Regions from separate parts of the Mus musculus genome. Here regions 2 and 3 are each linked to region 1. Evidence: chromatin loops called from intact Hi-C (ENCODE). Cell type or tissue: heart. All regions are shown on one strand. Links, peaks and the distances in the headings refer to the core of each region. The heading gives the core; the rest is flanking DNA.

What was found. Peaks named below come from ENCODE experiments on the same cell type or tissue, not always from the same donor. Only the 100,000 strongest peaks of a DNase experiment are listed, where the experiment ranks them.
Region 2: it touches region 1 in a loop (4-fold over the local background); 14 of 42 quality-filtered maps call a loop at or near these places.
Region 3: it touches region 1 in a loop (5-fold over the local background); 9 of 42 quality-filtered maps call a loop at or near these places.

What each region holds. Positions count from the first base shown.
Region 1 is chr15:27,914,083-27,925,150 of GRCm38, forward strand. Trio (triple functional domain (PTPRF interacting)) reads right to left here. Exons shown (of 57, transcript NM_001081302.1): 2 at 5,135-5,209. Among named protein-coding and RNA genes, the nearest start is that of Gm29975, 75 kb to the right of the region's middle. In heart, for the core only: a CTCF peak has its summit at 5,641 (motif pointing right); a DNase peak (open chromatin) is centred at 5,739; H3K4me3 peaks cover 23 bases; H3K27ac peaks cover 42 bases.
Region 2 is chr15:28,061,174-28,072,241 of GRCm38, forward strand. It overlaps Gm31458 (a long non-coding RNA gene), which reads right to left and starts at 5,488. Exons shown (of 3, transcript XR_001781717.1): 1 at 5,453-5,488; 2 at 3,083-3,199. In heart, for the core only: a CTCF peak has its summit at 6,407 (motif pointing left); a DNase peak (open chromatin) is centred at 5,508.
Region 3 is chr15:28,156,162-28,161,161 of GRCm38, forward strand. It overlaps a transcript of Dnah5 not described here. Among named protein-coding and RNA genes, the nearest start is that of Dnah5, 45 kb to the right of the region's middle. In heart, for the core only: no CTCF peak of the experiment used is centred there; a DNase peak (open chromatin) is centred at 2,910; H3K4me3 peaks cover 1,353 bases; H3K27ac peaks cover 1,768 bases.

The sequences.
Region 1 (11,068 bases), core at 3,217-8,216:
CTTTTACAGTGTCCTAGATTGACTTCGCATCCATTCTAATCAGTAATGAGACTTGATGGAGACTGAATACGGAAGCTGATCCATATGTACTGTTCAGCCACATAACTTATTTACAACATCAATTCAATGGGAGCAACCCTGAACGACGGGCACCAAACCACATGGTGCTACAGTGTGGCTGCACAGGCCACACGCCTGCTACAGTGTGGCTGCATGCCTGCTACACTGTGGGCTGCACTGCCTGCTACACTGTGGTCTGCACTGCCTGCTACACTGTGGGCTGCACTGCCTGCTACACTGTGGGCTGCACTGCCTGCTACTGTGTGTCTGCATGCCTGCTACTCTGTGGGCTGCACTGCCTGCTACACCGTGGGCTGCACTGCCTGCTACAGTGTGGGCTGCACTGCCTGCTACACTGTGGGCTGCACTGCCTGCTACACTGTGGGCTGCACTGCCTGCTACACTGTGGGCTGCACTGCCTGCTACACTGTGGGCTGCACTGCCTGCTACACTGTGGGCTGCACTGCCTGCTACAGTGTGGGCTGCACAGCCTGCTACACTGTGGGCTGCACTGCCTGCTACACTGTGGGCTGCACTGCCTGCTACACTGTGGGCTGCACAGCCTGCTACACTGTGGGCTGCACTGCCTGCTACACTGTGGGCTGCACTGCCTGCTACAGTGTGGGCTGCTACAATGAAGCTCCATGGGCTGTACTCCACACGTTCTCAAGGCATCTTCACAATGAGCCTGACAAGTGCTGTCTCTCAGCCTCAGAGGGAAGCTTCAAGGGTTGAAATGAATACAAAGGACTACAGAGTGTGGCCTTAGGTGGAACACAAACAAGAACACTCTTTCATACCAGTGCTTGGGCTGTCCTATAAAGACAGTGGAAGACAAAGACACAGAAACGTGAGTAAGTCATAGGTTCCTGGTCATACGGGAGCAATATTTATGAAAGAAGGAGGAAAGGCTACTGATAAGTAGTAATTCATCCTGAAAATATTTAATAGTTTTATAGTAATACTAATGGCTATAGTTTTTGAAAAATCTCTTATCACTAAGATAGGACATACAACAGTTTACTATTTTTCATTTCCTAATGTCTTTAAAAGTCTTTTCAAATAAGGGGAAAGAGTCAGCCTCCATAATGAAAAGTATTATTACTTAACACTTAATAACTTACATAAATGTTTAGGTCTGATAATGCTGAGGTTTTTAAGACATATAAACATTACGAGACATATACAAGACACTCATAAATAAATGATATGACATCTGGAACTAGTATCAAAATTATCCAGAGTAAGAGTAGAAGAGAAGCCAGGTGTGGTGGCGCACACCTTTAATCCCAGCACTCGGGAGGCACAGGTAGGCCTGAGTTCTAGGCCAGCCTGGTCTACAAAGTGAGTTCCAGGACAGCCAGAGCTATACAGAGAAACCCTATCTCAAAAAACACAAAAAACAAACAAACAAAAAAAGAGTAGAAGAGAAGACAGAATACGGATGGATAGACTCTGAAGACAGCCCAGGGATCTGGTTCCCGCTCTCTTGCCTGCTGAAGCTGAGATGTCGTGATGAAAGGTTTTCAAGAGCATGTCTTTAGAGCCGGAGATGTGGCTCAGTGGTGGAGGACTTCAGGAAGTGTCCTGGGTCCAATCCCCACAACAACACAGCAGTAATAACAAAAACACAAGTACTCTGAACTAGCAGCTGTCTGGGCCCAAACCACAGGAGTTCCGTGCAGCCGCTGAACTGCGCAGACCTCCTTGATGCCCTCTCTCACTATTGCAGAGGCCTGTGCCACTCGACTTCTGTAGACTCCCATGCCTTGGATTGTGCTTACTGAGCCCTGACTATGTGCAAACTATGCTTCTTCCGCGTACTTCTCACGAAGTGTGGTTTACAAGGTGTCATCTCTCTCGAAAGAGTCAAACATATTACTGTAATAGGCAGAGATGCCCATGAGTGACAGACGTGAAACAGCAATGGTCCTCAGATGCAGCAGCAGCTGCAGGAAGAGGAGGAGGAGGAGGAGGAGGAGGAGGAGGAGGAGGAGGAGGAGGAGGAGGAGGAGGAGAAGGGGGAGAAGGAGAAGGGGGAGGAGGGAGGGGGGAGCGGGAGAAGGGGGGAGGAGGGGGGAGACCTCTTCACTGACTTGGCCTTACTCTATTTGTGCTGCTATCACAGAACACCAGGAACTGGTTAGTTTACAGAGATCAGAAATTTATTTTCTTATGCTTCTGATGCTGGGAAGTCCAAAGTCAGGGTGCTGGTGGACTGAATTGCCTGGTGAGGGCGACATCCTCCACCAGGAAGGAACTCTGCAAGCCACCTTCCCCGTGGTCTTCACTGCATCCACTGGGAGGAACACTCGTGGCCTAACTAACTCTTCAAATCATCACACTGCTAACACCTGGCCTTGGCGGGTGTCTTTCAACATAGCATCCTCCTGACTCTAAACATCATATAGATGTGTCCTTTGATGTCACTTAAACCATACCATGCACAGAAGTCACATGCTGCTGTCCTAAGAAAGATGTGTATTTTGAGAATGTCATGTTCAAGTTCCAGAAATCCTACCTGGCTTTTAGAGATGTCAACCAAATAAGCATATCTCAGTATCTCAGAATCACTCATCAAATTTGGCTCACTCTATTAAAGTCCTTCTAGCTCTCACTAGGTTTAAGTAATAAAGGCTCCTCCATTCCTATGGGAAATCTTTTATTTGGAGAGGGTTTCACTATGTAGCCCTGTTTATCCTCAATCTCCCAGTCTGTCTGGACGTGCCCACATCCTGCACTTCCAGGAAGAGTTGAGCAGTACAGCAGAGGTCTGGGTGCCCAGGAGCTGATGGGCAGCGGGCGTCCTTCTCAGACGGAGGCTTGGTGTTCTACGGATGGACCCAAGGAATTTCCTCATGGTGCCTCTCAGATTCAGATATAAAATCTTTTAGTTACTCCAACCTTAAATCGGTACCAACCATCACAGGGCCGGGCCTGAGACTCCGCAAGTCACTGTGATGAAGAGACTTCGATTCTTGCTGTTATTTGGTTGGCACTTGGGAAGTGAACTATCCTGACTACTGAGTTCCAAGGCCTACCCTATATGCAGAGGTTTTGCAAAGGTGCCATGATATTTCCTGATACGTTACAAAGGGAAGTACAGAACAACGTGGATGAGTAAGTTCCAGGACAGAGGAGAGAAAGTTGAATCCCTTGAGAAAGAATGAAAGTGCTCTAGAACCACACCATGGCATAGGCAGCACATTCGGAGCTCCACTAAAATCTACTTTTAGAAGTACTGGAATGGAGAGAGCGACAGAGACAGAAACAGAGAGAGAGAGAGACAGAGAGAGAGAGAGTTAGAAGTAAACATTATTTCTGGGAATATCTTTCTTTGGAACTTTTCCTAAAAATACAGTATACGTAATCAATTTATTTTTACAATTTCCCACTCTCCCTTTCATATACAAGATAACAATAGCCTAAATTGTCATGAGCTGTTTCTGGTCAGAAGCTGGGAAATACTAAGAGTGTGGCAGTACTCCTAGCTGTCGCCTGCTGGTTATCGCCCTGCTGGCCTTGATCATCTAAACTGCTCTGTCCTCACCTGTGCTCACTGGAGATCATCTCTCCCCAGCCAGCACCGCAGAACTAAACTCTCACTCAAGATTGATGAGATCAATGCATTCTTTCTTTTTGATTGATTAGTTAGAAAGCAAGAAGGTTTAGGTTTTACAGTAAGTTAAATAGAAATGCCATGATCATAAACCCTGAATTAATTGCCTAATAACGGGATGAAGGCAAACAGAACCCAGCAGTCATGGCCGTCCATCTGTCTGATGCCCATCTCCGGCACTTCCAGGAAGAGCAGCAGAACAACAGAGGTCTGGGTGCCCAGGAGCAGAGGGGCAGCGGGCGTCCGTCTCAGACACAGACTCAGCATTCCAGGTCACGTGCGGAACTTCGAGTGAGTCCTCTTAGGTTAGGAAGGAGAATCTTTCCGTTACTCTGATTTTAAGTACAAAACCAGTAGTTCAAAAGCTGGCACATGGCACAAGCCCTTCCACAAACTGTTAGGGACGAGTTGAAAAAGAGTAAATAAACATTACTTTCAAAACTCCGTGGATTGTAATCTGTGAGTCAGTCTGTCCATCCATCCAAGTATTACCAACAACTCAAGCCCCTTTTTCTATTTTATACTCTTTTCTAGCCATGCAGATTCATTACTAATTAGATTCACTTCTCCAAAATCAACAGACAGTATAAACGAGTGAGCAAAGACAGGGCAAGCAAAGACGCCATGGACGCCTCATCTTAAATACACACAGAACCACATGCCCTCAGGACACCCAGAAGCATGGCCACCATGCTGTAATTAAACCTGAGAGGCCACGGGAGCCTGCCTCGGGCCAGCACAGCATGCTTATTTCAGATAGATAGCGCAAGGGGTGGGTACCCAGGGAACAGCAGCATCCTGCAGGACTGCCCAGGGTCAGGGCAGTCTCACTCACATCCATCCCAGGGAGAAAGCTAAAAGGTTTGAGCACAGCCTTCGCTGTGCAGCAGAGAGAGGCCAGATGTCCCACAGGCAGGGGGCTGGGCTGTCAATCTCCACTCTGTGGAGGGAGGGCTAGCAATGAAAGGCAGGTATCATCTTAAGAGGAAGCATCCGTTAGTAGACTGCAAAGACTTTACAGACACCTGAAGAGGTGGCTGCTAAGAACCCCAGGAATGGCAGCACAGAAGGAGAGGACCTGCTGAAGGACGGGAACCTTTCCTCAAAGATGAGGGAATGAAGAGCCATGGGAGACAAGGCATAGAGGTTGAAAACCCCTGAGTGTGTATTTGTGGTCACACTCCCAACTGCTGACACTGAGGTGTTTAACAAGCAGCTGTTCCACTTAACGGCTCCGGCAACGCAGCCAAATGTTTACAGAGTGACAGACATGTAGTTTGATCAGCAACACTAGCTGGCTTAGGATGTTCACGCTGCCTTAAAAATGCCTTGGGCATTAATTTTTCACGAATAAAGGATTTTAAAGGTCCATCAAATGTCGATGCTTTCATAGGCGAGGGACTTTATAATCAAACTCCGCTGTCAAGTAGAGCAGGTTAGAAAGTCAGACTTTACCTGAAAGATAGGCGACTTTTTCCTTCAGAATTGGCAAAACATCCATAGCTTTCATTTCATCATTTTTCCGAAACCCTGAAAGACAGAGAGAAAAGCGTCACCAGGCTGCCTGACTGACAGGTAAGGCCCATGTTACCCAGTGCCAAACGTCAACTGTCATCATAGCCAATGAATCAATTAGGGAACCTGTCTGTCCCTGTGTGAACACACGAGACTGTCCCCAGCATTTTCTTCTATTTTAGTGCTGAATAATGGTCATTACACATGCCCAGAGACAGTGCCCCTGAAGACTCTAAGCCATGCTAGCCATAGTAGCTTGTCCCCGGAAGACACAATATGTAATCAGTTCCAATCATTTGCCAAATCTTCCTTTTAACCTTGTGGAATTTAGGTAACTGCCAGAGAAGGCTGCAGCATTGGCATTGGCAGCTTTTTTTTTTTTTTTTTTTTTTTTTTTTTGGAAAAGTCTGCTTGTTGTAGCCCAGCAAAGCCTCTAGAGGGAGCTCGATGCCTACTCTTAGTCTCCTCAGCCTGGTTAATAGCAGTACTTGCCTGGCACACAGAGGGGCTTATGCACAGCCCACACTGGCCAGTGCTCCCTCCTGGCTCGCTCCTTCTAAGCTTTTTGGGTTATACCCCGAAGAAGAGCATCAATGACTAAGCTAGCCTGTTGCCACTCCAATTTCCGAGGTGGCCAAGGCCATGGACTGAAGAACAGAAAATCTTAGAAAGCCAGGGAACAATTTTCAATTTTACGAGAGGCCAGAATACTGCCTACAACTTAGGACAAGCCAATGCGTAAGTAGAGTGAGCTGCGGCCTAAATATGCCCAGCCCGCCCACCAGGAGAGCACCCACCTAGGAACGTGGGAGAAAGATTTTCTCCCTCGTGCTCATGCCTTAGGATACTCTAAGGGAGGTCACCATTCTAGGGCTGAATGCCCATTACAACCAGAGCTGCATCTGCCATCACTAACATACTCTCAGAGAAACACAAGACAGCTCCCCCAGGCCTGGTTTTTTTTTTTTTTTCCTTCCATTTTTGTCAAATAGTACAAGGAAAAGATCTGAAACATTATTTTTCATGTTCACAACTGGTAAAAGATGTGGTCTAAGTAAAGAGTATTAAATAAGTGGAGTTCTAGTGTGCTCACTGGCCCAGTTCTCATATTCTGATAGACAGTCTCTCACCAGGCGGGCACGCTGTCACACAACTGTAATCCCAGCAACGAGGAAGCTAACACAGGAGGGCCCTTAGGTCAAGGCACCCGAATTCAATCAAATCCGGGGATGTGCACTTGGAGAAGCGCATGATGTTGAATTCACTGCTCTAACTTTATTCTGGCTGGTGGAGAGGACAGAGCCCAGTGTAAGGCCAAACTAGATTACATGCTCAGGACTGCACTGTGGTATGTGAAACCGAGAGGAGAAATCTGGGAGAAAGAGTCCTCAGACTAAGTATCAGAGTCAGTGGCCCAAGCTTCCAGCTTTTCCCAAGCCTCATACATGAAACACAAGTTCCCTGTGGCCCTTCTAAAAAAAAAAAAAAAAAAAAAAAATCAAGCATCTGAGCCAGGCAGGTGGCAATAGCCACCTTTAATCCCAGCATTCCTGAGGCAGAGGCAGGCAGCAAGGACCAAAGCCCTGAGAGGACTTCTGGCATGACCCAGCCAGGGAATAACAGACTTGAGCCAGAGCTCAGGTCTTCAGGTCACCAGGCCACTTCACTTTCTAGTGCACCAACTTTTCTGTGTGAACCGCCATGGCTGTGTGCTGGCAACCCACCAGACTGAGAAGCAGTTCTGGTTTCTAGATGGCAGATACCCGAGCCAGAGGGCTACAATTTCACCCCAGTGCCTCCAGAGCTCTTGAATAAATTCAAGCTAATCTCAGCAGCTCCCCATCCATCGAGGTAACTCAGTACCACTTTAATTCAGTACCGCTCGTGGTAAAGATGGCGGTACAGCTAAGGCAGTGGCGTCAGGCTGGTGACAGCCTGTAGCCAATGCAGATGATGAGAAGGCTCATAAGCTGGGGGATCCCAGTGAGAATGGAGTGACCTGCAGCTATAGGTCAAACCTAAAGATGTCTGACAAGAGAAATCCTTTTCTACTGTTCAGGGTCGCGAACAGACACGTCCAACAAGCCAATGTTCACCCAGGTTCTTGTCTATGCCCTAGAGAATACTTATGAAGTCAGAGTGTGCAGCTGTTTAAAAATAATTTTTCTTAGAAATTAAAAATAAACAGCTTTTTGCTATACTCCATGGGTTCTGGACTACAGTACAGAAAGGCCAGATACCTAAGACTTCCTTGGCTCGTGAATTAAAAGGCTTTAGGTTCTGGGTTCAATGGTCTTCTCCTGGAGGCATTTCTTCTTGCTGGGATTACAGGAGGTCACCCACTACAAACTCAGTTAGAAGAGATCCCTCTGAGATTCTTCACCATATCTCTGTCCCAGAGACCAAGGAGTAGCCACACTTTTACTTCTATGACCAAGAGGGTCTGCGGATGGACAAGGACCGCACAGAGAAGTTGGTGAGGTTAGAAGAGGGTGGGCAAAAGGTGGGCAGCAGGCAAGGAAGGCAACCACCAAGATCAGGGGCATTTAGCTGTGCCCATTTTCTGAACGTTTAAGTTACATAAAACCTACAATAATGTGAGCAGAAAGGTAAGGAAGCTGGTGTAGGCTTTCATGAACCACTACTGTGGGGCACGATGGGTCCCAGGGAAGGAGTGATTGACAAGCACTACTTTCTGGGTCAGGCCTACAATGTGTGTGCTGAGGATGCTCATGAGAGGGCATTTGCAGTTAGGCCTTGGTTAGCAGAGGGATGACTGTGTAAAGAGAGCTCTGGGAAGTTCTGGCTTCAAGTCCACTCTCCCCTTCCCTCCTTCCCCTTCTCTAAATGTGCATACGTAAATTAAATATCTTAATAGTTTCATCTAAGACAGCTCAACCCTGATGTTAAACAACAGAGTGGATCGTGTTACATGTTTACAATGCTATCTGGCCAGGAGCAGTAAGCCTGGGATAAATACTAAGACCACGCCACCGAATGTCTCCTGTTTCAGAAGCTGCCAACCATGCAGCAAATGGATAGCCTCCATCTTCCTCTCACTCGGGGAACTCGCTTTAGACGGAAGTAGGTGCGAGTATCCAAACCTCTGAGTACCGGGTGAAAAGGAACAAACTACCAGAGTCTGCGTCCCTGTCCGTCGTCCCCCACCCCCACCCCCGCCGCCGCTCGCCCAGTGTCCTCCAGGACTTTCTATTTCAGTCTGTAAAAGATCAGCTCTGGGTATTTAGCCTTCAGTCACACCATGATTACAGCTGTAAGAGGGAAAATTACCCTCTTTGCTCCAGGAGGAGAGATCCCACAGTTGTCTCTGACAATGGGAAATCTTTTGGGTGAATGGGGGTGGGGGGAGCTGGAATGTCAACAACCCAACAGCGCAGTGGTCAGATCAACTGTGCCCTTTTGGTCATCAGACTCTGTGTCAGGGCTGCGGTGCCACTCCAACAGAACCGTTCCCAGCAAGCCACAGAGCTCACTGACCACCACGGTGGCCTTCCATTTTTAACATCAACCAACAATAAAGGAGCAGCAGCCCTCCATCTTGGTTGCTCCCAGGAGGAGCCGCACCACGGGACATCTCCAGGTTGTGTGAGCGCTCACTCATCACTCAGCTCGTTGACCCAATAGCACTTTCCGTGTACATGTGCACAAAGACCTAAGATGAAGCTAATTATCTGAGGTAAGGGTAAGATTTTTGGTGCTGGGAAGATGGCTCAGTGGTTAAGAGCACTGACTGTTCTTCCAGGTCCTGAGTTCAATTCCCAGCAACCACAACAACCATCTGTAATGGGATCCGATGCCCTCTTCTGGTGTGTCTGAAGACAGTTACAGTGTACTCATATACAATATATACATATATACATATACATACATATATATGTGTGTGTGTGTGTGTGTGTGTGTGTGTGTGTGTGTGTGTGTGTTAAAAAGAGTAAGTTTAAAACTAAAACAGCTTCTTTTGGTAATCCACTCAGGACCTCTAGCAGATTTTAATCATTTTGAATTTCACATAATCATTCGCTGACTTAATTTTTTTTTCTTTTAGGAAAACATGGTATTTAAGAGCCCTATTATTCCTCCACAGATAGAGCTCCTGATAAAGTTGCCCGTGTGCCTTGTTCTGAATTGTCTGTCAGTCACCCACAGACTGCTTCCCAGCCACCTCGTAGGTCTCAGAGCCTGTCAGCTACCCCCACCTTACATTTATTAAACCGAAAAATCGCCTGTGGGAAAGACTGAAGCATGGCTGACGGAAGCACAGGTTATGCTACAAGTAAGACTAATAACTAAGGCAGCGTTCTAAAGCAACCACAGCAAAAATGTTAAATAGTAAGCTGGTAGCTGCTCTTACTGACGAGCCTTGGTGGTAATTACCGAATTTTACTCATTAGGTAATTGGCAGAGCTCCGGAACACAAAGGGCAGGAGATAAAACTCCACATCTGTGCGGTGGCCCCGCCCTCGCACTGCCGGCAGAGAGGGTGACGTCACCCTGTCTGAGCAAGCCGCTCCAGCGCAGAGCCTGCAGGATGCTGCTCCACTGCAGGGAGGCAGTGCTAGCGAGGTGTGTGTGGTGGGGGTGGGGTGGCCGTGTAAAGCTCACGCCAGTGTCACAGGAAGGAAGTGTTTTAATGGATCGGAATCTTCTGTGAATGCATTTAATTATGGAAGAATGTTAGAGAACAAAGGTTACATTTTCACCAGAATGCTTACTAAGATATAAAAAAATGCAAGCACAATCAACTGATGCTTATGTCATTTTTTACAAAATTATATGACCCCAGATTGGACACGAGGATGAATCACATGCACCGGGAATGTAGATGTGTCCACAAACCACCACATGGAAATAACGACAAAGCGGATTCTAATGTTTAGTAATAACCACCTGATTGGCTAACTCATCCTGTCTTATTAGTGACAGCCTATAACAGCACACAGTTAAGAAGAGCACAAGCTTTACTGACTCAAGGAAACGTCAACATATAGCTCTGGCTTTTCATTTCTTACCCACAAAGTATACAGGACAAGCTGAACTGCCAAAGGATGAAAGGCTTGTTAAGAGTATTACAAATGCCTTAAACGAACGAAGAAATCAGTAGACTTTGTTGATGTTTTAACTATGCATTAATGGTACATTGGAAGTTAATTCATAATATATAATAGGCCAGTTGTCCAAAGGCATTATATTGTATAACGGCTATTATTATATAGTGGTTATTATTATAAAAGGGGTTCCAGCTTCTTCTAGTTTCATAAAATAAAAAGGAAATATGGCCAAGGGCACCCTTAATCTTCTGATCCCAGACCAACAAAGAAGCAAACAGAGAAATTGCATTTCTCTGACTAAGTGATTCAAAATAAATCACATGGGCAACCTGTCCCCCCCCCCCCCATCTCCCTGTGCCTCTGTCTGTCTGTCTGTCTCTTTCTCTGTGTCTCTCTGTGTGCATGTGTGCTATAAAGCCTGACAGCAGACGCCACCCTAATTACATATGTGCCTCTCACTTATGCATACATGCACACATGGTTCAGTAAAGCCAACCTGATCCACAGACTGCTTTGCAGAAGAGCCCGGGGAATTGACCCAGAGCGATAAAACTCGATCCCTGAGCTATGTGAATGGATACCAGCCCAACCAAGATTGATTGTTAAGAGAAATCCTGATCCATTATCACATCAAGCATTTCATTCATTTAAATAGCCTCGCCTGGCTCCCCTTGCCTTCCACCCCACCGTGGAATTCCCGCAGGTGGCCTTGCTGTATCTGCAGCCTCCTAATCAGTGGTCAGTAGTCCTTCTGACCCCACCACTCGCCTTGAAATCGGCTTCTAGCTCACACCTCCTTCTACTGCTC
Region 2 (11,068 bases), core at 3,597-8,596, 150 kb after region 1:
CTTTTCAGCAATGTGGTCTTCCCACCACTCCCAGCAGCGGGGGAATGTAGTTCCCTACTTCTGGAATCTGGGTGGGCCCACAGTTGCTTTGATCAACGGGATACAATAGAAATAGCTCCAAGACGGGCAACCCCTTCTGTGATCTGGTAGTTTCATCTCCTGCCTAGTAAAACCCTTGCTCCTGAGATGACCCCCTGGATGCCAAGACCCAAAGCAGGAGATGTCCAAGCCTCTGGAGAGAGGCTCATAGGCATCAACCCAGCTGAGAATTCATCCTCACATCTCCCGTGGGCAAGATATGATCTCTGTCATCTTGAACTCTCTGCACTTGTGATTATCTTAATGAGACCTACTTGGTACAAGGACTGTTAATCCTCTGGTGTGGATGGCAAACAGGAGCTGTGTACATGTCCGATATGTCCCTCCATGAGTATTTATAGGCAGTTAACTGTGTGTGTGTGTGTGTGTGTGAGAGAGAGAGAGAGAGAGGGAGGGAGGGAGGGAGAGAGAGAGAGAGAGAGAGAGAGAGAGGGAGAGAGAGAGAGAGAGAGAGAGAGAAGAGACATGTAGCCAATGGTAAATTTCCCACACTCCTGCAAGAAACTCCAGTTTCCAGTTAAGCTCATTAGTTCACCAAGCCAGACAGGAATAATTTCTTCTTTGGTCTCTCCTAGTTGCCCTACTTGAGGCGAAGAGCTTGCTCATTTCTTCAGGAAAAGTTTACATAACACCAGTAAAGGGAAACCTGTACATGACTGAAGTTCTTGCTGACATGAATTCAGGCTGCAGCCTGTTGAGATAGTCTGAACACGAATACAGTGAGCCTAGTCTAGCCACAGAAGGAGGATTAACAACAGTTATGTAGGGTAGTGTGTGTGTGTGTGTGTGTGTGTGTGTGTGTGTGTGTATTCCTCTTTCATGATGAACACTAAAAGTACATGTGAAAGAGGAGAGAGCTGTCATGGAGGATAAAAATAAGCCATGCAATAGGAGTGACCAGTACTGGGGCACTCCAGGGCAAAAGTCTACGGTGCAAGGATGGGTGCGAACTTAAATCTGGATTCTAGCTGTCATGAGAGCCTGAAGTTTTCTTGTTCACAAGGTGGATGGGAAGGAATCTTTACAGAGCGGTTATGAAGACTGACCTCCATGTTTGAGGGAAGGCACTTCACCATTACAGTAGAGTGCAATTTGAGTCCTGATTCAGCAAGGTTTTGTTCTTTCTTTCTATCTTTTTCTTTTGGGTCCTGGACAGAAGAACCAAGGTGTGCTTTTTTCTGTTAGTCTGGGTTTCCTTACCCTTTCTTTTCTTTAAAAAAAAAAATTAAATGTTTTATTTTATGCGTATGGGTGTTTTGCCTGCCTGTATTCATGGGCAATATATGCATACCCTGCTGCCTGTGGAGACCAGAAGAGGAGGGCATTGGGTCCCCTACAACTGGAGTTACAGATGGTTGTTAGCTGCTATATGGGTGCTAAGAATTAATCCTGGATCCCCTGCAAGAACAATCGGTGCTTTTAAGCCCTGAATTCTCTCTCCAGACCCTCACTCTTTGTTTAAATCTCCTCTCCCTGCCATGTGGGTGTTTGTCCACGTAGTGACTGACCTGCATGTTGCCTCTCACCTCAACAGTACAACCTTTTCCGTTCTTTGCCCCATTCTTCTTGTCTGGGCTGTTGCTGAGATGTGTAGCTTGCCTGCCCTGGGGTTTTCACTTAAATTCCAAAAGCCTTGTCCTCGGTTTCCTCTTTCAGTCTGTTCCCAAACTCTTTTGCTAATGAGACTAAGACCCCCAAGAGGGAAAACCAATTTTCTTTGTGTCATTTTCCTCCAATGCCATGACACCATCAGAATTTGTATGGATGGCTGAATATTAGTAGTTTGTTAGCTTTGTTTTTTGTTTTTGTTTTTGTTTTTAATCCTATACCCCATGCAGACTTATAATGAATGCTTATGCTAGGATTAGTCTCTCAGGGTATCTTAATTTCTTTTCTATTGCTGATAAGACACCATGACCCAAGCAATCTATAGAAGAAAGAGCTTATTTGGGGCTCAAAGTTTTAGAAGGCTGCAGTCAATGACCATCATGGTAGAGAACAAGGCAGTAGGCATGCAGGCAGGCATGGCACTGGAGCAGTAGCTGAGATCTTACATCTTGAGACACAACCACAAGGCAGAGTAAGTTGGCTGGGAATGATAGGGGCCTTTGAAGCCTCAAAGCCCGCCCCCAATGACACACCTCCTCCAACAAGGCCACACCTCCTAGTCCTTCCCGAACAGTTTCACCAACTGGGGACCAAGTATTCAAACATAGGAGCCAAAGGGGGGTCATTCTCTTGTAAACAACTTCACATGGCAGTCCCAAAAGCAGACTTTCAGCCATCATGATAAGCACCCTTCTTGGGTCCCGTAATTATCTTTTAAATCAATGCCCACATTCTTTCCTTCTGTCACTCAATAATTACTTCATGCCAGTCACATGCCAAATAATATTTTAGTCATGGGCTGGAGAGATGACTCAGCGGTTAAGAGCACCAACTGTTCTTATAGAGGTCCTGAGTTCAATTTCCAGAAACCACATGGTGGCTCACAACCATCTGTAATGGGATCTGATGCCTTCTGGTGTGTATGAAAAGAGCAATGGTGTAATATACATAAAATAAATAAATGAATCTCTAATAAAAAGTGCTAGTCATTATTTTTACATTACTGTGGTTTTGTTTTTGTTTTTCTGACCGGAAATAAGATCCCTAGCTGTCTTTCTATCTTATAATCAGTAGCATGATTACCACTTCACACAACAAGGAAAGAGCCAAGGACTTTCTTCTCAGCCCCTAAACCAGGGTTGTCCACAGGTCCACTACACACGGACTACACCTTTTGGAGTTCTATCGTACAGAGATATTAAGGGTCTTGTCCTAAGGTGTCAAGGAATGTAGTGCTGGCCGTGCATCCTTAAGCACTGAGGGCACGTTTTGAGAGTGGAAGTATGACTGAGAACGAGAGAGCAGTGGGGTTAACCTCTGGTGGCCACTGAGATCGCTGTGCCAGTGAACTAACTGTAAAAACCCAAGGAAGAACCTGTTATGTGGAACAAATTCCAAGTTAGGCAGCGGTAGTTCAGTTGGGCGTGACGACACAGTCATCAGGGTAGCAGGGACCTTTTGATCTGAAGAGACTCTGGAAGCTCCTTTCCATCTACATCCCAGACAGAAGAAAAGGAGATGTCAGTGGAATAGCAAAAGATCCCCCCAACCCCACCCCCAGAGCTAAGAGCCTTCTCCAGGAACTCTTTCCGGGGCTCCTATCCAAGTTACGCTTGCATCTCGTTCTCCACCCTGCAGTTGGAATAGTGTGCTCCACCAGCTCACAGTCCCCACATCCCACCCTCCAGGACTGGACTGAAGTCTGATGACACTCACGCTTCCCGGCTGGGGTGAAGCTCCCTGTTGGCTGATCTTTGCCCTGCACATTCCTTTGAAGTCAAAGCCCATCCGACTTAATAGAAAGTGTTTGAAGTATTAATTATCATGGCACTTTGAGTCTTGAAAGTAACATTTTTTCCCCCTCATTTCAAATGAAAAAAAAAAACCCATGAATATTTAAACTGTCTTTGTCTGGTGCTCCTTGCTTTCTGATCCCTCCACTCTCCTACCTCATTCTAAACCTGAGTTCTTAGATTAATTTTTAATAGTGACAGTTCAGGAAGGAACAGCTGTGTTTTGATGAAGTTGCACTCTTTCTGCTGAGTTCCCTCATGCCTGACCTCTGGGATCTCAGACGGTGCTTTCTTTATGTGTCTTTTTGGACAAACCCAGGACTTAAGAGTTTTGTTCCCACCCATGGAAGGAGTTACAGAGGCAAAATTTGGAGCTGTGAAGAAATGATGGACCATCTAGAGACTGCCATATCCAGGGATCCATCCCATAATCAGCTTCCAAACGCTGACACCATTGCATACACTAGCAAGATTTTGCTGAAAGGACCCAGATATAGCTGTCTCTTGTGAGACAATGCCGGGGCCTGGCAAACACAGAAGTGGATGCTCACTGTCAGCTATTGGATGGATCACAGGGCTCCCAATGGAGGAGCTAGAGAAATTACCCAAGGAGCTAAAGGGATCTGCAACCGTATAGGTGGAACAACAATATGAACTAACCAGTACCCCGGAGCTCTTGTCTCTAGCTGCATATGTATCAAAAGATGGCCTAGTCTGCCATCACTGCAAAGAGAGGCCCATTGGACTTGCAAACTTTATGTGCCCCAGTACAGGGGAACACCAGGGCCAAAAAGTGGAAGTGGGTGGGTAGGGGATTGTGGGGGAGGGTATGGGGGACTTTTGGGATAGCATTGGAAATGTAAACGAGGAAAATACCTAATTAAAAAAAAAAAAGAGTTTTGTTCCTGACTAAATCAGCCACCTAGTTAATATCTAATTTGAATTTATAGAAACTTATTCCCGAGAGGAGTTCTAAAGATACTGTATAAAATCTGGCACAGCTACAAATAAATAGGTTAGCTCAGGGCTAACTTGCCGGGCAGATTTTTCCCCCTCCAGTGATGTATAACGAGCAATCTCAATTGGACTTCCTCTTCTGATGAATGTTGTGTTGAAGCGTAATGAGTGTTTGTCAGACCCACCACTAGGAGAGACAAAAGCTTTGAGTGTCATTGTGATTAAGCACTGCCATTGTATTTGTTATTTATTTGCTGTTTTTGGAGTGCAGGGCATGGAACCCAGGAACTCACACATGATAGGCAACAGTTCCGCCAAAGTACTCCATCTCTATCACCAGTGTGGTAATGGTAATCTTCCTTCTCGTTTGGTTTACAGTCCCACTATGTAGCTCAGGCTAATGTAGAATGCATTACTTTTGTGTGTCAGCTGGAATTACAGGTGTATCATACCTGGTTCCTGCTGAAGGACTATTTTAAATATATTTCCTGACATTTTTATACTGCTTGTGATATAATGTGAACTGTATGAATATGTTGGTAATTCAATGAAAGCATAATTGTCTAAAACAATAAAATTGCCTGGCTGTTTCCCCAACTGTCCACATACCACTAAGGGAATAAACAGAATCTACACTAACTGGTACAATACCCTTTGTGGATAGATTTTTCCCACTTTCCTTGATAAGTTTGCTCAGTTCTTCTTAAACTCATTTAGTGAGCTTGGAATTATAAGTTTGAGGCCAGCCTAGGGTACCCAGTAAGTTTAAAGCCAGTTGGATTACATAGAAAGGCTGTCTTCTAAAACAAACAAAGACTGCCAATGAGATAACCATAAGAATCCAAAGCAATTTGCTTAGTACACAATTCCTAGCAACAAAAATGCTGTAGACAAAGCCTCATACACAAAACAGGTCCCACCATCAGGATTCTGGGCTCTGATCCATCACTAACGGTTCTGGCTTCTCACTTCATCTCCCCAGATCTTTTTCCCACCTGTGCAAGGTCCCTTCCCACTTCATGAGGACTTTGAAGACTGGAGTCTGTGAAATCCCCCTGGGACCCACCTTTCCTTCCTAGTGATGTCACACAGTGGATATTGTTCCGGATGGTGATCTCATTTCTGGTGTGATCATGTGGACCAATGATTAGCATTCAAGTCAGGTGGGGGTGACAGAGTCAGGCCTAGAGTTATAGAGACAACTACTTGGCAGTAAACTGCACAAAATACAGTTCTAAAATCTAAGCAGGGAAAAGAAGTCAGGGGGCAAAATCAATTTTATTTTTAGTATTTTATTTTATTATTATTTTTTTTTGGCTTTTTCGAGACAGGGTTTCTCTGTGTAGCCCTGGCTGTCCTGGAACTCACTCTGTAGACCAGGCTAGCCTCGAACTCAGAAATCTGCCTGCCTCTGCCTCCCAAGTGCTGGGATTAAAGGCGTGCGCCACCACCGCCCGGCAATTTTATTTTTCTTTTAAGGGAACTTCTACTTGCAAGAGGCAAGATTTTTCAATTTCCATTTTTTTTTGCAAGTCATCAACAAGATTAAAATCTCAACTTGTGTTTTTTGTTTTTGTTTAGCTTAGTTTTGCTTGTTTTTAATGAGAAGGCAATTGAGTTGAAGTCCTTCCAAATTAAAACTAAATGTCTTTGAGTTTTGGGCTGGCACAGTTGTAGCCCAGTTTGTTGAAATCTTTATTTCTTTTGATTGTTTGCTTGTTTGTTGTTTGTTTGTTTGTTTGTTTGTGTAGCCTTGGCTGCTCTGTTACAAATACCTGCCTGCCTCTGCCTCTGAGACTTGGGATTAAAGAGGTGTGGCACCACTGTCAGGCAGTGTATGTGTATACTTTTGCAAGAAGGTCTGTAAATGTGGTTTCCTTAAAGTTCCCCAGCTATAGAAAAGCCTCCCTTTTAGTGGGAGTTATGGACACACCTCCCCCTACTGGGCACCAAGTACTACTGTGGTTTGTAGTTGGTCTGTGGTGGCCATGGAAGGTGGAAATTACTTAGATGTGTGTGTAGGGGGCTCCATGTGGAGATCAGAGGACAGCTTGTGGGAGTTTGTTTTCTCCTTTCACTGTGTGGGTCCCAGAAATCCAGCTCAGGTCATCAGGTTTGGTGACAAGCACCTTCATCTCCTGAGATAAACTCACTGGCCCAAAGTTCTAATTCTCGTTAAGCAGTTGGGAGAGCCAGGTTTTGATGGCATATGCCATTCACAGAGCATCTGGCTGGCTAATAAAGAGTTTCTACTGGCTTAAATCCACGTCTAAGAATCTTCTCTGGTGGATACCCCTCAGGAGAAAATGCTGTGTTGTATAAAGTAAAAACTGGAAAACCAGAGAGATTGTTCCCTAAAGTGATCTATGCCAAGTATAACAGAAGATTGTGAGAGAAAGGCAGGCTTAAACTGGACAGGGATGACGTACTGGAGACAGAAGCAACAAAGGCTAGTTAGAGGCTACCAATATATTTGTATTTGTCATATGTGGGACACATGCAGCCTTACAAGGTAACAACTTAGAGTACACACACACACACACACACACACACACACACACACACACACACATGCATGTAATAGATGCATGCATGAATGTAGATAAACAAGTTGCACTTTAATATAAGTGTTAATACAATGGGATACTATTTAGATACCAGAGGAACAAACTATTGCTTCATGTAATAATGTGGATCAATATTCCACATGTGATTCTAAGCAAAAGACACTGGAAATATAAAAGGAGAAAATAGATGGGTATGATGGGACATGTCTTTAACCTTAGCACTGGGAAAGAAACAGTAGAAAGGTTCTGGGGCTGGTGAGATGGCTCAGTGGGTAAGAGTACCCGATTGCTCTTCCAAAGGTTCAGAGTTCAAATCCCAGCAACCACATGGTGGCTCACAACCATCTGTAACGAGATCTGATGCCCTCTTCTGGTGTGTCTGAAGACAGTTACAGTGTACTTACATATAATAAATAAGTAAATCTTTAAAAAAAAAAAAAAAGGTTCTGAGTTCAAGGACAACCTGGTCTACAAAGTGAATTTCAGGACAGCTAAGCTGTGGTGGTTGATCAAAGCCAGGAATGTATAACTTGAATGGTGGTATTGGATGCATGAATGAATATATTTTGTAGAGTTTATCCATAGCCACTGAAATTTGTGGGAAAAAATTGGTGTAAATTATACCATAACTGAATTTATTTTCAATACTTTGTTATCGTTGCCCAAGATAGCTCTTGCTTTGTAGCCCAGGTGGACTTCAAACTCTAGCTTTGCCTGGATGTGCCTCCTAAATGTTTAGACTATAGCTGTGTGCTAGCACCCCTAGCTTAGATTTTGGATAAAAGTTAAGAAATAAGAAAGTAAATGAATCTAATATGGCCAGGGAAATACTTAACTTGCCATTGGCTATTTATACATTTTGTCAATGATTAAAACATTGTTTACTTTAACAATGGGAATGAATCCACTAAAATATCTTTCTGTTAAAAACAACAACAAAAAACCAAAAAGGCCAATTGTGGTTGTCTTTAATCCTGGTGTGTGGAAGGCAGAGGTGGGCAGACATCTATGCGTTTAAGGCCAACCTGGTTTATTTAATGAGCTCTCAGTTGCCTAGCGCTACATAATGAAGTTGTGTTTTAAAATAAACAAAAACAAACCTTGAATATGAATATGCTTGCCCAGAGAGTGGCACCATTAGGAGGTGTGGCCTTGTTGGAGTAGGTATGTCACTGTGAGTTTGGGCTTTAATACCCTTGGCCAAGCTGCCTGGAAGCCAATCTTCTCTAAGGTGCCTTTGGAACAAGATGGGAAACTTTCAACTCCCTCAAACCTTGATTGCCCGAACATTGCCATGCTCTTGCCTTGATGATAATGGACTGAACCTCTGAACCTGTAATCCAGTCCCAATTTAATTTTGTCCTTTATAAGAGTTGCCTTGGTCATGGTATCTGTTCACAGCAGTAAAACACTAACTAAGACAAAACCCAACAGAAAAACAAAAAGCAAAACAAAAAAAAAAAACCACGGTAGATTAGGTAAATTATTCCCACATATTTCTTGGAGAGAACATATATCAAATAATAAAAAAATTGAAACACTTAAAACTGTATCAAACCATTATTATTGTGTTACATAATATGTGAACTGTATCACTATATGTAAAATTAAATATGGTTTTAAATTAAAAACTAAAATAGTTGGGATTAGAAAATGGCTCAGTAGTTAAGAACACTTACTGCTCTTCCAAAGGTTCTGAGTTTAATTCCCAGCAACCACATGGTGGTTCACAACCACCTGTGATGAGATCCAACGCCCTCTCCTAGTGCGTCTAAAGACAGCTACAGTGTACTCCTACAAATAAAATAAATAATAAAATCTTTAAAAAAAAATAGTGATTGAGGAATTTTCCAGAATGGATGAATGATAAGAATCTACAGAAACTGAAACATGTAAAACTAAAGATAAGTAAAGCTATTCACTTCCATTCATAAATTTAATCTGCCACAAAAAGACCAAAATGGAGTTAAGTAATAAAAATGAAAACTGACCAGAACTAGAAAAATCAAGGTTATTGAGTAACTAAACATAAAAAGATGGATGAATAATTTTTCCAATTAAACTTTTATCGTGTCTCTTGAAATGTGGCTGCCGCTTCATTATTTTGATACTGTTCACTTGGAAACAAGAGCAAGGTTTTCTCTGATTTCTAAACCTTATGTTCTCAAGTGAAGCTTCAATGAGACTGTGAAGTGTAAAAAGAAGGGCAGTTCATTGTATCAACAGACTATCTTCTTTATCCACTTGCATAACAGTTTGTCTTCCTGAAGTTACTCATTAAATCCCGATTAGGTATTAGATATCCCAGGGGGATATCACCTTTCCTTTCTCCGTAGGAATCCAAAAGAAGGTAAGGTCTTTATAAACTACGGAAAAATGTTTTAAAAAATGAAATCCAGCTTAAAGGTGGGTTGGGGGTGGTGCCTCCCTTTAAACCCAGAGCTCTGGAGGCAGAAGCAGGAGTCTCTCTTGCGTTCAAGCTGAGTTCGATGGTAGCTTGGACTGCAGAGACTACCAGACAGCCAGGGATACACAGAGAAACCCTGACTGGAAAAAAAAAGCTGAACAAAGAAAAGAAAGAAGGAAGGAATGAAGGCAAGAAGGAAGAAGGAAAGAAAAAAGGAAAGAGAAAGAGACAGCGAGAGGAAGGAAGGACAGAGGGAGGGAGAGAGGGAGGGAGGGAGGGAGGGAGGGAGAGAGAGAGGAAGGTAGATTGGAGCCTGTGGGTTGGTGTCAGAGCTACGAGTCACTCTGGGTATTCTGTTCAGTACAGACAAGCGGCCCTGAGACCACAGATTGGAAAAGTAAGTGAAACATTCACCACGGACCTCACGCAGGGATTTTGGTTGTGGTTTATGCAGGGGAAGTGCGGTCATTTCCATTCCCTGCTTTTAAAAACTCCCTCTGAGGTTACAGCCCCCTAGTAACGGTTTCAGCATTTCCAAAGGGAACCACTGGAGTCCTTCCCTCTAAAACAATTAGGACCCCAGGGCACCATCAGTCTTTGAATAGGTCAAAATTTCCATGAAAGTGAACGGAGATAAAGTCACACCATGGAGAGCCCAGCTTGTTTTCAGCAAGCCGCGAACTAAGAGGAAGTTCTGGGTCCCCAGGGAACAGGTGCTGCTCATCCCATTTTCACCACCGATTTTTTTGGAGGGCGGGGGAGGGGCAGTTTTTTTCCTTTGCACATCATTTCTCCCTTCCCTTTCCTTTCTCTAAACCCTCCCTTATCCTGTTTTAATTCATCGCCTCCCCCCCCCATAAACTGCTGTTACATACATATGTGCACATCCATATTTGCTCCTAAATATAACCTTCTGCGTGTGTTTAATGTTACTCGTATGTCTGTTTTCAAGGCTGATTGTTTGGCTTGGACTGACCAATTGGTGAGTTCTTCCTTAGGGAAGACTCCCGCTCGCTCGGTGTTCGTTGATTGCTATTTTACTTTGCACAGTAGTAAAACTTACTTAAGACACTTACCCGGTATTTCCCAAAAGATTAAAGTACTGTGCATCCAGGCAGGCATGGTGCAGAAGGAGCTGAGAGTACCAACCACCTTTAGTTCCTAAGGCAACTAGAAGAAGACTATCTTCCAGGTAGCTTGGATGAGGACCTTAGAGCCCATGCCCACAATGACACACTCCCTCCAACAAGGCCACACCTATTCCAAAAAGATCACCCCTCCTAATAGTGCCACTCCCTGGGCCAAGCTTATTGAAACCAGCAATTAGGCTGGGAGAAAGCTTGAGGGAAGGGCAGGAGATAGAATTGCAGTTCGTTTACACGTGGAGTTGATTCCTTTTTCTTTTTGTCTGTTTTCAATTGTTTATTAACAGATTCAACACAGGGTTTCTTTGTTTAGCCCTGGCTGTCCTAGAACTAGCTCTGTAGACCAGGGTGACCTAGGACTGACAGAAATTCACCTGCCTCTGCCTCCCAATTGTTGAGATTCAAGATGTGCACCACCACTGCCTGGCTGAAGTTGATTTTTTTAAAAAAAAGATTTATTTATTAAATGTATATGAGTACACTGTAGTTGTC
Region 3 (5,000 bases), core at 1-5,000, 240 kb after region 1:
AAGGTAAGTACTTTACCCCTGAGTCACGGTCCCAGACTAACAGAAAGCATTGTAATAGTAGCTATTGTGGAGTGGCTAAATGAAGCTAAGTGAAGGACACATTTTCTCAGATGAGTATCTTTTCTTGGTTAAGAGAACACAAAGTCTGTTCCTATCAGGTTTCCTGAATACAATGCATTGTTACAAACTCAAGTCATCAACTTGCAGAATAGATGTCTTAACCTTACTATTACATTTAATTGGAATTTTCTACCCTTCCTTTGACCTCTCTCCAAACTCTTGTGAGTTGCTGCCTCCAGAGGATTCTACCCATTCAACATTTTAGATTCTGCCCGAGAAATGTCGCAGAATTTCTCTGTAAATATTTAATACCTTGTTTAAAAGCTGCTGTTTTGTATTGTGAGCATCTCATTATGGGAAGCATGTTAATATTGTTATTGTATAATTTATATATCATAAATACCTAGCATTTATAATAAGTCTATTTCAGCAAAAGTGAATGCTTGGTTCATTATAATTTTTTCAGTGACCCTCTGATTTTCATCAAAATCTGTCAAAGCAAATAGAGACCCTGAAGTGGCAAATGAGGCAAACCCTGGAAACCACAAATGACTCGACTTAAATTTACATGCTGTGAGACCACAAATGCTTTCCAAGTGTTATCTTGTAAGGATGTGTGGCACACACTCCTGTTAGCTTCATCCTGAACTCTTCTGCACTGACAATTGCTTGCTTCAAAATTTCGCTGCTACATCCTTTGCCTCTAATTTTCTCTTGGTGTGAATCTGTGAAGCTAGAGGAGTTAAAATGATCAGGTGTGCTGTTTTAGGTTTGGGTGGTGCTGGGATCTGATCAAGGCCCTTGCACATTCTAGGACTCTTCCAGCCGAGCTACGTTGTCAACCCTTGGGTTTTGTTGCTTCTGGTTTTGGTTTTGTTCTTTGGAGGTGTGTCTTACTGTGTAACCCAGGTTACCCTCAGACTCTTTTTCGTCCTGTCTCAACCTTCAGACAAGAACCTCCATGCACCGCAAATGTTTCTTGTTCAACAGCATAACAAAAAAGCTAACTTGATATGTGTCTTTTTACCTATCAAGTTTGTAAGCCCTCCAGCTTCCAAAACATTGTTGAAAACTATGTTTATGGGCTGCTAAGAAGGCTCTGGGGTGAAGGCACTTAGCACCATGCTTGAAGACCTGAGTTCAAGTTTTCAGGACTCACATGGTGGAAGAAGAGAACCAATTTCTCAAAGTTCTCCTCTGACCTCCACATATGCACTTTGACATGTGTGCACATGCATTCACGGAATAGACAAAAACAAACAAAGAGATGTAATAAAAAGTTAAACTGTATCTTTACAAATTAATGGTGAAAAAATAGGTTTTTAAAGGGATATATTTCTATGAGTACATACAGAATGCAAAAGTAAAAGCATACAACAAAGTACTGCTATCATTTCTAGCTAGTAACTTTAAACAGGATTTTATTTTTTCTTTATTTAAAAACTTCCTTTAATTGCCAGCTGAAGTGGCTCATACCTTTAATCCCTGAAATCAGGAGGCAGAGACAGGTGGAGCTCTTTGAGTTTGAAGCCTTCTTGGTTTACATAGTGAGTTCTAGGACAGCCAGGGCTATGTAGAGAAACCCTGCCTTTTTTCCCCCTGTAATAAATTCATGTATATACAGTTTTGTATCTAGAAAAGGTACATAGGATAATGTTTTTAGGTTGATTGAATATACCAATAATATTTCTACACTGAAGAAAACATATCTGTGATCTCGGTGTTTAGGAAGGAGGCAAGCCGGGCGGTGGTGGCGCACGCCTTTAATCCCAGCACTTGGGAAGCAGAGGCAGGTGGATTTCTGAGTTCGAGGCCAGCCTGGTCTACAAAGTGAGTTCCAGGACAGCCAGGGCTACACAGAGAAACCCTGTCTCAAAAAAACCCAAAAAACAAACAAACAAACAAAGGAAAGGAGGCAAAAGGGGTTTAAGTTTTCAGCCAGCTCGGGCTACATCAGGAATCTTTGTCTTAAAAAACAAAAACAAATAAGAAACATAATATCCCTTCTAGAAATTTACATCCTATGGGAGTATCCTGTGGTAATTACATGATGGATCATATCTTTGTAAATACTTTCTATAATTCTTTGTCTCCCCAGCCAAGCAAGCAGCTTCTAGTTTATGTAAGTCATTGGTGGGAAAGGTTTGCAGGTCAGCGAGAAGAACGGAGAGAGAAACAGAAGCAGGACTCAGTTGTTTTGTGGTAACACCACACAACATCATTCCCTCAGTGCTACTCCGTGTTAGCATTGACCCTAAGCCAAGGTTGACAGGGACAAGATTTTTGGCAGCTCTGGAGAATTATCATCAATACTGCAAAAGGTGTGTTTCTGTGGTTATAGACACTGAAGTAAAAATATAATGCATACGGTGTCATGTTGCTGAAAACTGACCTCATAGAACTTAACCTTCCCTAGGGAGGGCAGAACTCCCGTCTCCCTCATGTCTGGGTAATGGGACTCATGAAGCTGGTCTCAGAATCAGAGAGAAGATCCTGCAAACATAGCTATTTCTAAGAACCGCATCTTTCTTGGCTGCTTTAAGACTCCAGGCGGAAGCTCACCTGTTACATTTTCCCATTTTGTCATGCTTAGCTCTTTCCTGGCTCGGGGCCACCGGGGAGTGTATTTATACCTCTATGCTGTTTGCATTTGGCTTTGTCTTGTGGCCTTCAACAAACAGGTTAAAAAAAAAAAAAAGAGTGGAACGGCTCTAGGTTACTTTATTTAGGAATGAAAGCCAGCGGCTGAACTCGAGCGTAAATCATCTGCCAAGGATATTTTTATCTCCCGGATTGCTTCATCTCCAGGGAACCAGCCTGGAGAGCTGGGTGGCTCCCTTTGTCTGCTCCATCCAGGGCAAGCCCGTCCCCCCAGCCCCGCCCCACCTGTGCTCGGAAGGCCGAGGAGCTGGCTGGCTGGGTGTTTTTCTTTTGCTTTCACTTCTCTCTAGAGAAAATACTTAGAAAGTGAGGCTGGAAGTATTAACTACACTTGAGCAGTTCGGTTCAATTCAGCAAACACTTGTGAAGTGCCGACTGTGTTTAAAGTACAACGGCTCATTCTGCGGAAGAGTCCTTCTCTCCTTCAGTGTCTTAGTAATCTCCCCATTCCTGTCGTCTCCCTTTCTCTTTTTTTCCTCTCCCTCCCTCCATTTTCCCCGCCCTCCCTCGCTCCCTCCTACTCCTCCCACTTCTTTCTGTCCCTTCCCCTCCTTTCAGTCCCTTCCTTTCCCTGCCCTCTCTCCTCTACCCTCTGTCCCCTTCCTTCTCTCCCTCTCTCCCTCTCTTCTCCCTCCTTCACTCTGTCCTTTCCTTCCCATTTTGCTTTTGTCATTTTATTTTTCCTCTTTCCCTTTCTCTCTCCTTCCTCCATTTCTTTGCCTCTTTCCTCTTTTCCTTCATATAGATTGCCTTCTCTCTCTCTCTCTCTCTCTCTCTCTCTCTCTCTCTCTCTCTCTCTGTGTGTGTGTGTGTGTGTACAGCAAGTAGGATTACTTTGCATGCGCATGTTTGCACAGCCAGAGACTGTCTCTTTGTGGTGTTTCTGTAGTTTTAATTTGCATGTGAGTATTGGCCATAGTCTGTCTTTCTGTCTCTTTCTCTCTCTCCCTGTCTCTTCTTCTCTCCCTCCCAGCCCCCTGTGTGTGCACACGCATAGATTTACTTTGCATGTTTGTATATTGGCCAGAGCCTGCCCTCCCCCACCTCTTTCTCTATGGAAGTTTACTTTGTGTGTATGTGTACTGGCTGTGTGTGTGTGTGTGTATGTGTGTGTGCACATACATGCGTGTGCATGCACACAAGTGTGTGTGTGCAGATTTACTTTGCATGTTTGTATATTGGCCAGAGCCTGCCCTCCCCCACCTCTTTCTCTATGGAAGTTTACTTTGTGTGTATGTGTACTGGCTGTGTGTGTGTGTGTATGTGTGTGTGTGCAGATTTACTTTGCATGCACATGCATTGGCTGCCATGGAGGGAGGTCTTTCTTCTATCAGTCTCTAACTTATATTTTGTGACTGGGTTTCTCAAGGAGCGGTGGTTCAGGTCGGCCAGCGGGTCTGAGAGCCTCCAGGCTCTTGCTGCCTCTTCCTGCTGCTGCTGGGTTTGGGTTTATGGGTGTGAGCCTCTGCACTTCAGCTTTCCATGGGTACTGAGGTCTGAATTCACATCCCTAGCTTGTGCAGCCAGCCCTTTCCCCGTTGACTCACGCCTGCAGCCTGCCCACATTCTTATAAGCCCTTGTCCCAAGTTTCTATCATAACTCTAGTGCTCCTCAGATGCTTGCTCTGAAATGAATGGCATTTTACTTCATTTTTCTTTTAAACAAATAACAAGCAGTTATGGAGCCTGATTGCTGTTTATGACTGACTTACAGTGAGACCGTCTTCAGGAGATGGGATACTGGTGTGGTATTTGTTAAACTCCATGTGATACATCTGCCCAGAGTTAGTACTCTACATTGGCTTAGTAGTGAAAGCTGTAGGTGAGAGCTACCCCAGACTGGGCATTATGATAAAATTCCCACAGGCCAGCATTTCTGCCCTGAGATCAAACATGAAGGATCAGTTCTTTTGATGCGGCTTCCAGGTGGGGCCAGTAGAGTGAGACTGGGGAACGTGGGCTGAGTCTTCGGATAGCATCTACCACAGGATGTGGTCCTGGACTTTTGAACATAGGAACAAAATTAAAAATCTTCCTCTTGGAAATCTGTGGGCTTAGTGGGTCATTTCTGAGCATCCCGTTCTGGACTGGGATGCCCACTGACTGTTCATTTCGAAACACAAAGCAAGGCCTACCTCTGAGAAGGAAACCATTGTTGACTGGAGAGTCTCCTCCAGGAGGGCCAACTCAGGAACTGTCCAGAGACTGGAGATCACCAAAGAACAGACAGCGACCTCTGTGTGCTACGCTGACAGTGGTGAGGACAGTCCCGAGGACCG